3 separate regions of the Homo sapiens genome follow, and all the other regions are linked to region 2. A link is a contact called in ENCODE Hi-C or POLR2A ChIA-PET data. All regions are on one chromosome and are shown on one strand. The core of a region is the stretch at or near the end of the contact, and the rest is flanking DNA. Distances in the headings are between cores, read along the strand shown.

Region 1 (4,083 bases), core at 1,039-3,538, 490 kb after region 2:
AGTGAGCCGAGATCGCACCACTGCACACCAGCCTGGGCGACAGGGCAAGACTCTGTCTTTAAAAAAAAAAAAATTAGCCGGGCCTAGTGGAGCATGCCTGTGATCTCAGCTACTTGGAAGGCTAAGGCAGGAGAATTGCTTGAACCCGGGAGGTAGAGGTTGCAGTGAGCCAAGATTGCACCACTGAACTCCAGCCTGGGCGACAGAGCAAGACTCTGTCTTAAAAAAAAAAAAGGAAAGAAAGATTAAAAAACTTTCTTGTAACATAATCCACTCAGAACCATCTGCACTAATCCTGGAAGGGAAGAAAGGGGGCAAAGGGAAGGCTGCCTAGGGGAGCAAGGGCAGTTCTCCAGGACTGTGCACATGGGCGTAAACATTTTGTTTTTGTCTTTTGTTTTGAGACAGGGTCTTGCCCTATTGCCCAGACTGGAGTGCAGTGGCAAGATCATAGCTCACTGCAGCCTCAATCTCCTAGGCTCAAGTGACCCTCCCACCTCAACCTCCTGAGTAACTGGGACTACAGGTGTGCACCACCGTGCTCAGCTAATTTTCTTTTTTTTTTTTTCTTCCTGAGACGGAGTCTTGCTCTGTTGCCCAGGCTGAAGTCCAGCGGCACGATTTTGGCTCACTGCAACCTCCACCTTCCAGGTTCAAGCAATTCTCCTGCCTTAGCCTCCCAAGTAGCTGGGATTACAGGCCAAGCCACAATGCCTGGCTATTTTTTTTTGTATTTTTAGTTGAGACAGGGTTTCACCATGTTAGCCAGGCTGGTCTTGAACTCCTGACCTTGTGATCTGCCCACCTCAGCCTCCCAAAGTGCTGGGATTACAGGCGTGAGCCACTGCGCCCAGGCTAATTTTTAAATTTTTATAGATACGGGGCCTCACTACATTGCCCAGGCCAGTCTTGAACTCCTGGGCTCAAGTGATCCTCCCACTGTGGCCTCCAAAGTGCTGGGATTATAGGTGTCAGCCACAGGCTGGGCATGGTGGCTCACTCCTGTAATCCCAGCACTTTGTGACGCCAAGGCGGGTGGACCACCTGAGGCCAGGAGTTCAAGAACAGCCTGGCCAACAAAGTGAAACCTCGTCTCTACTAAAAATAGAAATAAGTTAGCTGGGGTGGTGGTGCCCGCCTGTAATCCCAGCTTGTTGGGAGTCTAAGGCAGGAGAATTGCTTGAACCTGGGAAGTGGAGGTTGCAGTGAGCGGAGATCGCACCACTGCACTTCAGCCTGGGCCACAGAGTGAGACTCTGTCTCAAAAAAACAAACAAACAAAAACAGGTGTCAGCCACGGCCCCTGGCTTGGGCCTAAGGATTTTGCAATATCCCAAAGGTTTCGCCTGACCAATCTTATGTCAAACATAAGAGAAACTACCATAAATCCAAACATGTCTGCACAGTGGCATTGTTTCTGCAAATGAAGCCAGTAGTTTCCCTACCTAATCCAAGGCCCAAAAACTAGGGTCCCAGGAGAGTAGGATGCCCCAGTCCACGGTTCCTTCTTTCTAGCCAGCAGGGCTGCTGTAGCCAGTTCCTGATGAGTGTCAAACCCAGATCAGAGGTGGTGCCTAACCCCAGATGCCAGAGCCGCAGGAGCTACAGCTGGCGATACAGTTCCCAAGACTCTAAGGGTCAGAGTGAAAGGGGTGGGCGGGAGACGACGGTTGCAGTGAGCAGAGATCACGCCACTGCACTCCAGCCTGGGCGACAGAACGAGACTTCGTCCAAAAAAAAAAAAAAAAAAAGTAGAAAGTGTGGGGCGGGGAGGGGAAAGGGATGGACCCAAGCGGTAGTGACGTCTGAGCGCACTGGAAAGGGGGGTTTCCCAGGAGGGTAGGAAGGCAACAGGAGGGAAACTGAGGCCCGGGGGAGGAGAATGCTTTCTCAGGGTCTCCGGCGCGTCCATGACAAGCCCTGACGACAGCCCAGGTCTCCCGACTCCGCCGAACCCCCACCCAGACCCCGGTCCTGCAACTTGCGCGGGCGAGGGGCTGGAACCCCATGAGCAGTTCCGGAGGCCAGGGGGCCCTGCGGCCCGCCAGCCCCCAAGCTGGGCGCGGCATTACCATAGCGACGGCGGGTGGGCCTCGGCGGGGAGGTTGGCCCGGCACCCCGAGTCCGGGGAGTCGCCGGGGCCTTGGACACGACCCAGGTGGAAGTCTCGGACTCCGAGGGACAGTGCTTCCGGGCTGGGGTCAGAGGGATGAGTCTCTGCGATATAGGGAAAGTCGCCAGGAGACTGGCGGCAGGCGCCTTAGGCCGCATTCGAAGACGCCGCCACTGGGGCGTCTCCGCCTTCTTAAAGGGGCAGGCATATTTCTTTCCCGCCGACACAAAGGGCCTTCTCACTGTAGTCTTCCGCTCTGGTCTTAAAGGGGAAACGGATGGGCTCTCGGTCGCCCCCAAGCGGCTCCTCTTCCCAGTCGGCTGGTTCAGCACTGGTTCAGGTGAGATCAAGCATCTTGGCCCCACGATGCCTAATCCTGCCCCCGCCCCTTTCTTTTCCGTTCTTTTTTTTTTTTCTTTTTTAAACCGAATCTCGCTCTGTCGCCCAGGCTGGAGTGCAGTGGCGCGATCTCGGCTCACTGCAACCTCCGCCTCCCGGGTTCAAGCGATTCTCCTGCCTCAGCCTTCGAAGTAGCTGGGATTACAGGCGTAAGCCATGGCGCCCGGCCTCCCTGCTTGACTTAATACTGCTTCAGAGCAAGACTGTGGCTTTTCACCTTTGTGAACCAGCATGTGGCACATTGAAGACACTCAGAAAATGAGTTTGTTTTTGTTTTGAGACTTACTTTACTCCCTTACCCAGCCCGGAGTGCAGCGGCACAGTCATGGCTCACTGCATCCTCCACCTCTTGGGCCCAAGCAGTCCTCCCACCTCAGCCTCCTGAGTAGCTGGGATCACAGGCACACACCACCAAACCCAGTTAACTTTTTTTTTTTTTGACACGGAGTCTCACATTGTTGCCCAGGCTGGAGTGCAGTGGCACGATCTTGGCTCACTGCAACCTCTGCCTCTCAGGTTCAAGCGATTCTCCTGCTTCAGCCTACCAAGTAGCTGGGATTACAAGTGCCCGCCACCACGCCCGGCTAATTTTTTTTTTTTTTTTTTTTTTTTGAGACAGTCTCGCTCTGCAGGACAGGCTGCAGTGCAGTGGCATGATCTCGGCTCACTGCAACCTCTTCCTCCTAGGCTCAAGCAATTCTCCTGCCTCAGCCTCCCGAGTAGCTGGGATAACAGGCATGTGCCATCATGCCTGGCTAATTTTTGTATTTTTAGTAGAGACAGGGTTTCACCATGTTGGCCAGGCTGGTCTCGAACTCCTGACCTCAGGTAATCTGCCCGCCTCTGCCTCCCAAAGTGCTGGGATTACAGACGTGAGCCACTGCGCCCAGCCACGCCCAGCTAATTTTTTGTATTTTTAGTAGAGACAGGGTTTCACCATGTTGGCCAGGATGGTCTCGAACTCCTGACCTCAGGTAATCTGCCCGCCTCTGCCTCCCAAAGTGCTGGGATTACAGACGTGAACCACTGCGCCCAGCCACGCCCAGCTAACTTTTTGTATTTTTAGTAGAGACAGGGTTTCACTATGTTGCCCAGGCTGGTCTTGAACACCTGACCTCGTGATCCACCCGCATTGGCCTCCCGAAGTGCTGGGATTATAAACGTGAGCCACTGTGCCTGGCCTAAGCCCAGCTAATTTTTTTATGTTTATTTGTTGTAGAGATGAAGGCTCCCTATGTTGCCCAGGCTGAACAAGTGTTTGTTGAATGACTTGATGCCATTTGTCAGGAGGGAGTGCGAATGGCTGGGCAACTCAATGCTCACTTCCGCGGTGGCTCTTGCCTGTAATCTCAGCACTTTGGGAGGCAGAGGCGGGCGGATCACAAGGGCAGGAGATCGAGACCATCCTGGCTAACATGGTGAAACCCCGTCTCTACTAAAAATACAAAAAAATTAGCCGGGTGTGGTGGCGGGCGCCTGTAGTCCCAGCTACTTGGGAAGCTGAGGCAGGAGAATGGCATGAACCCGGAAGGCGGAGCTTGCAGTGAGCCGAGATCACGCCACTGCACTCC
Region 2 (4,096 bases), core at 857-3,356:
CTTTGTGGGGATGAAGTGGTCAGATTGCTTGAGCTCAGGAGTTTGAGACCAGCCTAGGCAACATGGCGAGCCCCCTTCTTTACAAAAAATACAAAAATTAACGGGGTGTGGTGGTGTGCACCTGCAGTCCCAGCTACTCACTCAGGAGGCTGAGGTGGGAGGATGGCTTGAGCCTGGGGGGCAGAGGTTGCAGTGAGCTGAGATCGCACCACTGCACTCCAGCCTGGGCAACATAACAAGACCCTGTCTCAAAAAAAATTTTTTTTTCTTATCTGCTTTAAAAAAGGGGGAGGAATTTATAACATCTTTACTACCTACTTGTATGGCTTTTGTGACATCATGGTTCCAGTTTGCCAAAAACTATTAAACCATTATTGTAATTTAGCTGCATAATAAAGACTTTGAGGAGGGTAATAAGTGATGAAAATGACCACATTAGGGCAAATAGGTTGACAATTTATAAAATGGCTTTAAGACTTTTCCTTCAAGGGGATGTTAGTGTAAGCACTAACATCAGTAACTGGTTTTTGTTAGGTGATCCTTATCAGCCCAGCCTCCTAGGTCACAGTCATTCAGTCAATAGCGTCACTTTTAGATGACTTGCATGCAGGAACCCAGCCCCTGGTGCTACATATGAGTATGTTTGGGAGTGGGGTAGTGGTGGGGATATGGAGCACTGGGACGATGAGCAAGAAAACTAAATGCTAGAAGGATGCTTAGAAATAATTATGTCCAGTTTCCTCCTTCTCCAAGATTAGAAAACTGTTAGCTAGGCACCGTGGCTCATGCCTGTAACCCCAGTGCTTTGGGAAGCTGAGAGGGGAGGATGGCTTGAGGTCAGGAGTTTGAGACCAGCCTGGGCAACATGGAGAAAGCCCTGTCTCTACCAAAACAACTTTTTTAAAAAATTTTTTTTGGACAGGGTCTCACTCCATTGCCCAGGATGAAATGCACTGGCCTGACCACTGCTCACTGCAGCCTGGACTTCCTGAGCTCAGGTGTTCTCCCACCTCAGCCTCCTGAGTAGCTGAGACTACAGACGTGTGCCATGGCCGGCTAATTTTTTCTGTATTTTTTGTAGCGATGGGGTTTCACCATGTTGCCCAGGCTGGCCTCTAACTCCTAACCTCAAGTGATCCTCCTGTCATGGCCTCCCAAAGTGCTAGTGAAATGGGAAGAGTTCCCTTGTCCCCCTTGCAGGGCATACGATAGGGGTGTGGCTCGCTTCTTCAGTGCCCCGCTGCTCAAACTTCTAGGGGAGACATACAGACAGGCAGGCTGTGGGGCTCCGGCCCTACCGCAGTGTCTAAGAGTGAATGCTTACAGCTCCTGGCGCCCCAGTGGGCGCGTGTTACAGGGTGCTCTTTCAGCTTTGCTGTCGATAAGTGGCTTGTCTTACCAGCTCAATTAGACTTCTTCCTTGGCGCAGAGACCGAGAACAGAGGGCTTTCTGTATCCCGGGGTTCTTCCCTTGGTGTACCAGAATCGGATCACATGTGGGCTTGGAGTATGAGTGCAAGGTTTTATTGAGTGGAAGTCGCTCTCAGAATATGGGACAGCCAGAAGGTAAATGGTTGTCGCCTAGGAATCAGGCCGCTCGGTGGCCCGCGCTCTCCTCTGACTGCCTCAGCCAAACTCTGTGTTGCTCTGCCTGATCAGTGGCCTGCCAGCATGCCGGTGCCTATCAGTGCGTTCCTCTCAACGCCTAGCCAATGTGTGTGCCTCCGCTGACGTGCTCCTCCTCAACATCCAGCGGCTTGGCTTGGCTTTCCTTGGGGGGGGTAGATCTCGGGTTTTTATAGGCACAGGATGGGGGCGTGGCAGGACAGGGTGGACTTGGGAAACGCAACATTTGGGCAGGAAAACAAAAATGCCTGTCCTCACCTAGGTCCGTGGGGGTGGAGCCCTAGCCAAGGACTACGCCCTCCTGTACCCAGCACTTCCGTTACCCCTTTCTGTATCATTTAAAGGCACCACACACTTCCCTTCCTAGCACTTACGTATCAGTTTCAACAGAAGAGAATGATTTCCTGGGTTCTCAGTTTTTCTCCCTGACTCGGGGTACCAGCCCAGTGTCTAAAGGCTCTTCGGGGTGGCGGTGGGCCGTGTTTTTCTTTCTCTCTCTCCTCTGATTGGGACAGAAATGTCTTACTCGCCTGAGTGAGCAGGGCACACAAGCAGGCGGGCTCTCTCTCCGGCCGGCTTTGAAGCCGACTAATTAGGGCTTGGGCTGTCACAGCTGGCTTCCCCTGCGCCTCCCCTGACCCTGCCCCTGCCGCTGCCCCTGCCTCCCAGCCTGAGAGCTCCTCCCCTGCTGCCTTGTCTTCCACGGCCGACTGGTGGCTCTGCCAAGCCATCCGGCAAGGCCCTGGGATCTGAGGCCTGGAAGGGCCAAGGCAAAAGCAACCGAGAAGGGACAAGATGAGGCGTGGGACATGGAGCGAGCCCACAGACCACGGGGTTTCTAGAGGACTGCCTCTTTCTGGAACCCCTCATTCATAAGGAAGCCTGGAAGAGAGCCGCCTGGGCTAGGGACTGAGCCGTGGGCCCTTTATTTGAAAGCCAAAGCTTTCCGAAGGCTCCAGCCTCTCAGCCTGGCCCTTATAATTAGCCCCAATCAAAGTGTTTATGTCAGGGCCTACTGCGGAACTCAGGGCCCCATGATTTCATTCCAAACCTGGGGGGAGGAGAGGGGAGTGAGAGGGACTTGTGTTGGTACAAAGAAAACAGAGGGATGGGTAAGAAAGTTGGTGAGTGAAGAGGAGGCCGTCCTGGAGCAGGGAGGACAATCAGCCTCCGTTTGGCCATCAGCACAGGGGTCAGGAATCCACCTAGAGGAGCTGGTGCCCCAGCATCCTGACCTGGGCCCGGCCTGCCTGCCTTCTGGGCAGGCTCTGTGGGTGGGTGGGCTTGTGCCAATCGGAAATGGCTCGGATATAATTAACCCAACTAATCACCAGCCTCAGCCCTGTGGGAGGGGAGGGCACAGCCCATAGCCACGGCCCCCCCAGGAAGCTCCCATCTCCCCATGCTCCCTCCTCTGACTGGGGCCTGGGGTGTTCCAGGCTCTGCAGCTGCTTTGGATGGTAGAATCAGAGGGCGGGCAGGGAAGGGATGTGGGAAGAGACATGTTGCTTATTCTTATCTCTGGCCTCAAGGGGGATGTGACCGGAGGGAGTGTGCCTGAGTGTCTGAGCTGGCAAGGGTGGGTGGGGGGTGACTGAAGGGATTGTGGGGGAGGGCTTGGAGAGAGACTCCCAGCCATGGCTCCCAGGTGGCACTGGCTGTGTCCCACACTCAGTTAGCACTGCCCTCCTGTCTAGCCCTCCCGGGGAACTCTCCCGAGTGGGATACAGCTTGTAGGGAATTCTGTGTACTGGGTTTCGTGTCCTGGGCAGGGCAGGTGGAGTGTGGCATCTGAGTTCATATCTCCCTTGCGAACAGTCCTGCGAGGCCTCCAAGGGGTATCCCAACACCCTTCCTCCCTCAGCAAGTGAAGCTTTCCAGGATCTGGACCTGGCTCCTCTCTCCAGTTTCACTTCTCTGCACTTCTGGGCTCCGGCCTCGGGACTCTCACCTTCTCAGACCAACCATACCAGTGGCCTGAATGCTCTTCCCTTCCTCTGATCTGAACATTAACTACCAGTAGCCTCAGAACTTGCCTCAGGTCAGGTGGCCCCTCTGCCGTCAACCACACCTGTCCAACCCTCTGACACCCTCTGTCCCTAGCATCGTGTTCTCACTTGCCAGAGCACGTCACATTCTTTTTAGTTATTTGTTGCCTTTCTTCAGTGTGACCTCCTTAAGGAAAGTCTGTGTTTGGTGTGTCTTTTATCTCTGTATATCAGAACCTAGCAAGATGCCTGGCGCATATGGGTGCCCAAGATCATAGGCTCAGGAGCCAGGCTACCAGGGCTTGAATTCTGCCTCAGCCATGGCTAGCTGTTGACCTTGAGCAAGTTCATTCACCTCTCTGTATTATGTGTAAATGAGGATAGTAATTAATTGTACCTACCATGTAACTAGTTTGAGGATTAAATTAAATAAAGTGTTTAAAACAATGTTCACCACATAGTAAACACTTAGTAAAGTCTTG
Region 3 (4,146 bases), core at 1,328-3,827, 510 kb after region 2:
ATTTATTTATTTATTTTTTGAGACGGAGTCTGGCTCTGTCGCCCAGGCTGGAGTGCAGTGGTGCTATCGCAGCTCACTGCAACCTCTGCCTCCCAGGTTCACGCCATTCTCCTGCCTCAGCCTCCCGAGTAGCTGGGACTACAGGGGTCCGCCACCACGCCCGGCTAATTTTTTTTGTATTTTTAGTAGAGACGGGGTTTCACCATGTTAGCCAGGATGGTCTCGATCTCCTGACCTTGTGATCCGCCCACCTCGACCTCCCAAAGTGCTGGGATTACAGGCGTGAGCCACCGCGCCCAGCCTATTTTTATTTTTTTTTTTGAGACGGAATCTCGCTCTGTCACCCGCCCAGGCTGGAGTGCAATAGCCCGATCTCGGCTCGCTGCAACCTCCGCCTCTCGGTTTCAAGTGATTGTTTCGTCTCAGCCTCCTGAGAAGCTGGGATTACAGAAGTGCACCACCACGCCCGCCTAATTTTTGAATTTTTAGTAAAGACGGGGTTTCACCATTTTGGTCAGGCTCGTCTCGAACTCCAGACCTCGTGATCCGCCCGCCTCGGCCTCCCAAAGTGCTGGGATTACAGGCATGAGCCACTGCGCCCGGCTATTTTTTTATTTTTTTTGAGACGGAGTCTCACACTGTTGCCCAGGCTGGAGTGCAGTGGCGTGATCTCGGCTCACTGCAACCTCTGCCTCCAGGGTTCACGCCATTCTCCTGCCTCAGCCTCCCGAGTAGCTGGGACTACAGGCGCCCGCCACTACACCCGGCTAATTTTTTTTTGTATTTTTAGTAGAGAGGGTTTCGCCGTGTTAGCCTGGATGGTCTCGATCTCCTGACCTTGTGATCAGCCCGCCTCGCCCTCCCAAAGTGCTGGGATTACAGGCGTGAGCCACCGCGCCTGGCCTCTTCTTCTTCTTTTGTTTTTGTTTTTTGTTTTTTTGAGACGGAGTCTCGCTTTGTTCCCCAAGCTGGAGTGCAGTGGCGCGATCTCTGCTCACTGCAACCTCCGCCTCCCGGGTTCACTCCATTCTCCTGCCTCAGCCTCCCAAGTAGCTGGGACTACAGGCGCCCACCACCACGCCCGGCTAATTTTTTGTATTTTTAGTAGAGACGGGTTTCACTGTGTTAGCCAGGGTGGTCTCGACATCCTGACCTCGTGATCCACCAGCCTCGACCTCCCAAAGTGCTGGGATTACGGGCGTGAGCCACCATGCCCGGCCCACGCCCGGCCTCTTTTTTAAAATACAGACAGTGTCTCGCCATGTTACCCAGGCTGGTCTTGAACTGGGCTCAAGCAATCCTCCCGCCTCGGCCTCCAAAGTGCTAGGATTGATGACAGGCAAGAGCCAATGCACCTGGCCCCTTTAAAACTTTTTTTTTTGAGGCAGAGTTTCACTCTTGTTGCCCAGGCTGGAGTGCAATGGCACGATCTTGGCTCACTGCAACCTCCGCCTCTCAGGTTCAAGGGATTCTACTGCCTCAGCCTCCTGAGTAGGTGGGATTACAGGCGCCTGCCACCACGCCCGGCTAATTTTTTTGTATTTTTAGTAGAGACGGGGTTTTACCATAATGGCCAGGCTGGTCTCAAACTCTTGACCTCAGGTTATCCGCCTGCCTCCGCCTCCCAAAGTGCGGGGATTACAGGCGTGAGCCACCATGCCCGGTCCCCTATAAAACTTTTAATGTCTGGATAATATTTTACTGAATGAATGTCTCCTGCTTTGCTTGCCAATTCCCTATCGATGGATATTTAGGTTGTTTTCAACTTTTCACATCATTACAAACAATCTCATGTTCATTTTTTAACATAACAACGTTTATTTATTTGGAATACATTTTTGTTAGTGGAATTGCTGGGTCATTGACAAATTGTCTAGGTCTAATTAAACATGTTCATACTGTGTACCAAGAGGAGATGTAGCGTGGATGGCACCAAAGTCAGGGAAGTCTTTCCGGCTCCTGGTCTGCTGGTCTGCCCTTTTGAAGGCCTTGGAGTGTTACAGCCATACCCTGGCCTTTCCCAGGCTTTTCTTTCCCTGGCACGGATGCAGTGTGTGCGGTCAGAGCTGGCGAGTTCGAGACTTGTCCGAACCATCCACCCGCAGCCAGGCCCCGCTGCAGAGGCTGCGGTGGCCCTCCCAGCCCCTGGGAATCTATCCCCAGGTCCCCTCCCCGACCGCGGGAGGGCGTGTTAGGGGAGCAGCTTAGGCAAGCGACGATTGCACCATCCACGTTTTGAAAAGAAAGTCCGGGGAGCGCAAGGAGGAAACTTTTACAATCCAAAGGTTGAGCCCCAGCATCCATACTCGGCCCCTGCAGCGATCCTTCCACTCCTGCTCGCTGGGTTCCGATCCCTTCCCTTCCACCCCGTCTCGGCCGAACCCTGTGCTGGGCACTGGCCCTTTAAGGAGCTGTCACGATGGCGTCGCTGGCCCCGCCCGGCGGGGAGGGCCGAGAGGCAGGGGAGGGGTTGGTGGTGGCTGCGGGCAAGGGGAAGGCGGGGGGGGCTGGGGGGGGGGTCTGGGTCTATTTTTAGCTCCGGGTCGGGTCACGTGACGGGAGTGACGTCTCCGAATGTTGTTGTTGGTGGCGGCGGCGAGCGGAGCCGGAGGAGCCGCCGCAAAGATGGAGGAGCCGTCGAGGAGGTGCTGCCGCCGCTGCCGCCGCCGCTGCTGCCGCCGCCGCCCGCGAAGCCGGAGCTCGAGCCGCAGCGGGTGAGCGCGCCGCCCCGGCCCAGATCCCATCTTCCCCGGACCCCGGGACGCGAGGCGGCGCCCCCTCCTCCTGCTGTCTCTGTCCGCGGGCTCCCAGCGCGCGCGCCGCGCTCCGCGCCCCCCTTCCTTCCTCCCGGCCCTGGGAGCCAGCCGGCGCCCCCCGGGAGCATCGGCAGCCCGTGAGCGGGACATCGGGGTTGCTGCGCGCGCCCCTCCCTGCCCCTCCCAGACAGGGGCGCCTTCCCTACAGGTAAGGGAGGGGCCCGCCTTCTCGCGCCCTGCGCCCCCAAATGGCTCGGAGACCGGCCGGGGTTGTCTGATTTGCCCCTTCCCTGGCGGCGCATGTTGCGTTGCAGAGCCATTTGAGCCCTGCACCCGGATTCTGTGCAGACCCCTCTTCGCTGGACACCCCTTTCTTGGTACTCTGAGGTGAGGGGTGCTGTCCACCCAGAGCGCTTCTCCCCATAGCTACGAACGCATCCTTGATTTTATGTCCTTGACTTCCGTGCATGAGGAGGGGGACTGCGGAGTCCACCTTACTTCTCTCTCCCATTATTCTCACCCCGTCTCCTGTGAGGCGTTACTGCGTTTGTTGCCACCCTCTTCTCCTGTCTGACACCTTGGAGCCAGGATGCGAGAGCTAGGAGATGAAATGGAGCTCCCCCCCAACCCCTTCTTGTCTTGGGTGGATGCCCCCCATTTTTCATCCTGGATCTGTATCTCATGGAAGCGGGGGCACTACCAGTGCCTTATTAACTTGGGGGGAGTCAGCTTCTCCACCCCACCCTTCCCTGGGGCCCTGGGGAAGATGAGAACTGGCTGGGTGTAAGTAATTAATCTGGGAGCTTGGTGGGGGCTGTTGAAGTGGGGAGGTTGGGTGCTTCCTTTGGGAGAGGAGATGACCACTTGATACCCCTGGCTGATACCCCTTCTGAAATGAGGTGTGTCCCTAAAGAGGAAAGGTAACAGCTGCAGTTGCTTTTAGGAGGGTGCAAAAGGGACCCATCACTCAGTCAGTGACCACCATGCTTTTGGGATCTGGGATTAGATTTGGAGCTTGGGGAGGTGGTGGTGATTGGTTTCAGTGTCCAACTGGGAGGGGAGGATGGAGCCAGATTATGGGAACAAAAGGAGGTGGGGGGGAGGGTGAGATCCAGGAGTCTTGGTCAGAGGGACCCCTAGCCAGATTGCCTTGCAGGATTGCAGTCTGGGTCTGGGTCCTGCCTTTGGCTTCCTCTTAGTTTCAGAGGATGTAGGCAGGCAGGCATGGTCTTCAGTCTCCCCAGTCCTAGGCACCCTGAGCCTATGCTGGCTGTTGAGATGCTGGGCTGGGCTGGGCTGGGCTAGGCTGGCTGGGCTGGATGGTGGATGAGCCATGTTGGGGGCTGCCTGCTTCTTCATTCCAGTCTTCCCTCCTTCCTCTCCCTCCCTA

The links. Hi-C counts contacts between places; a loop is a spot of excess contacts on that map. ChIA-PET counts read pairs that join two places held with the same protein, here RNA polymerase II (POLR2A). Pooled maps may share reads with other maps.
Region 1: a loop to region 2 is called in a pooled map, with 5 times the contacts of the local background. The contact joins the promoter of HROB here to the enhancer-like site in region 2. A Hi-C loop is called at or near these places in 2 of 50 pooled maps. POLR2A ChIA-PET finds 5 or more read pairs at or near these places in 2 of 52 experiments (HEK293T and PC-9).
Region 3: a pooled map shows a loop between it and region 2 (3-fold over the local background). The contact joins the promoter of HDAC5 here to the enhancer-like site in region 2. A Hi-C loop is called at or near these places in 1 of 50 pooled maps. POLR2A ChIA-PET finds 5 or more read pairs at or near these places in 2 of 52 experiments (PC-9 and activated T-cell).

The regions. Positions count from the first base shown.
Region 1 is chr17:44,140,135-44,144,217 of GRCh38, reverse strand. HROB (homologous recombination factor with OB-fold) reads right to left here and starts at 2,288. Exons shown (of 10, transcript NM_001171251.3): 1 at 2,073-2,288. The coding sequence starts at 2,075. RefSeq lists silencers at 1,463-1,757, 2,004-2,063 and an enhancer at 2,364-2,533.
Region 2 is chr17:44,626,726-44,630,821 of GRCh38, reverse strand. No RefSeq gene overlaps it. Among named protein-coding and RNA genes, the nearest start is that of LINC01180, 22 kb to the left of the region's middle. RefSeq lists an enhancer at 1,968-2,127 and a silencer at 2,238-2,357. Within about 2 kb of position 2,106, at least 9 of the 41 ENCODE cell types and tissues checked have a DNase peak (open chromatin) inside an H3K27ac peak, as active enhancers do.
Region 3 is chr17:44,122,072-44,126,217 of GRCh38, reverse strand. HDAC5 (histone deacetylase 5) reads left to right here and starts at 2,577. Exons shown (of 27, transcript NM_005474.5): 1 at 2,577-2,714. RefSeq lists enhancers at 570-1,069, 2,216-2,375 and silencers at 2,466-2,525, 2,596-2,695, 2,746-2,885.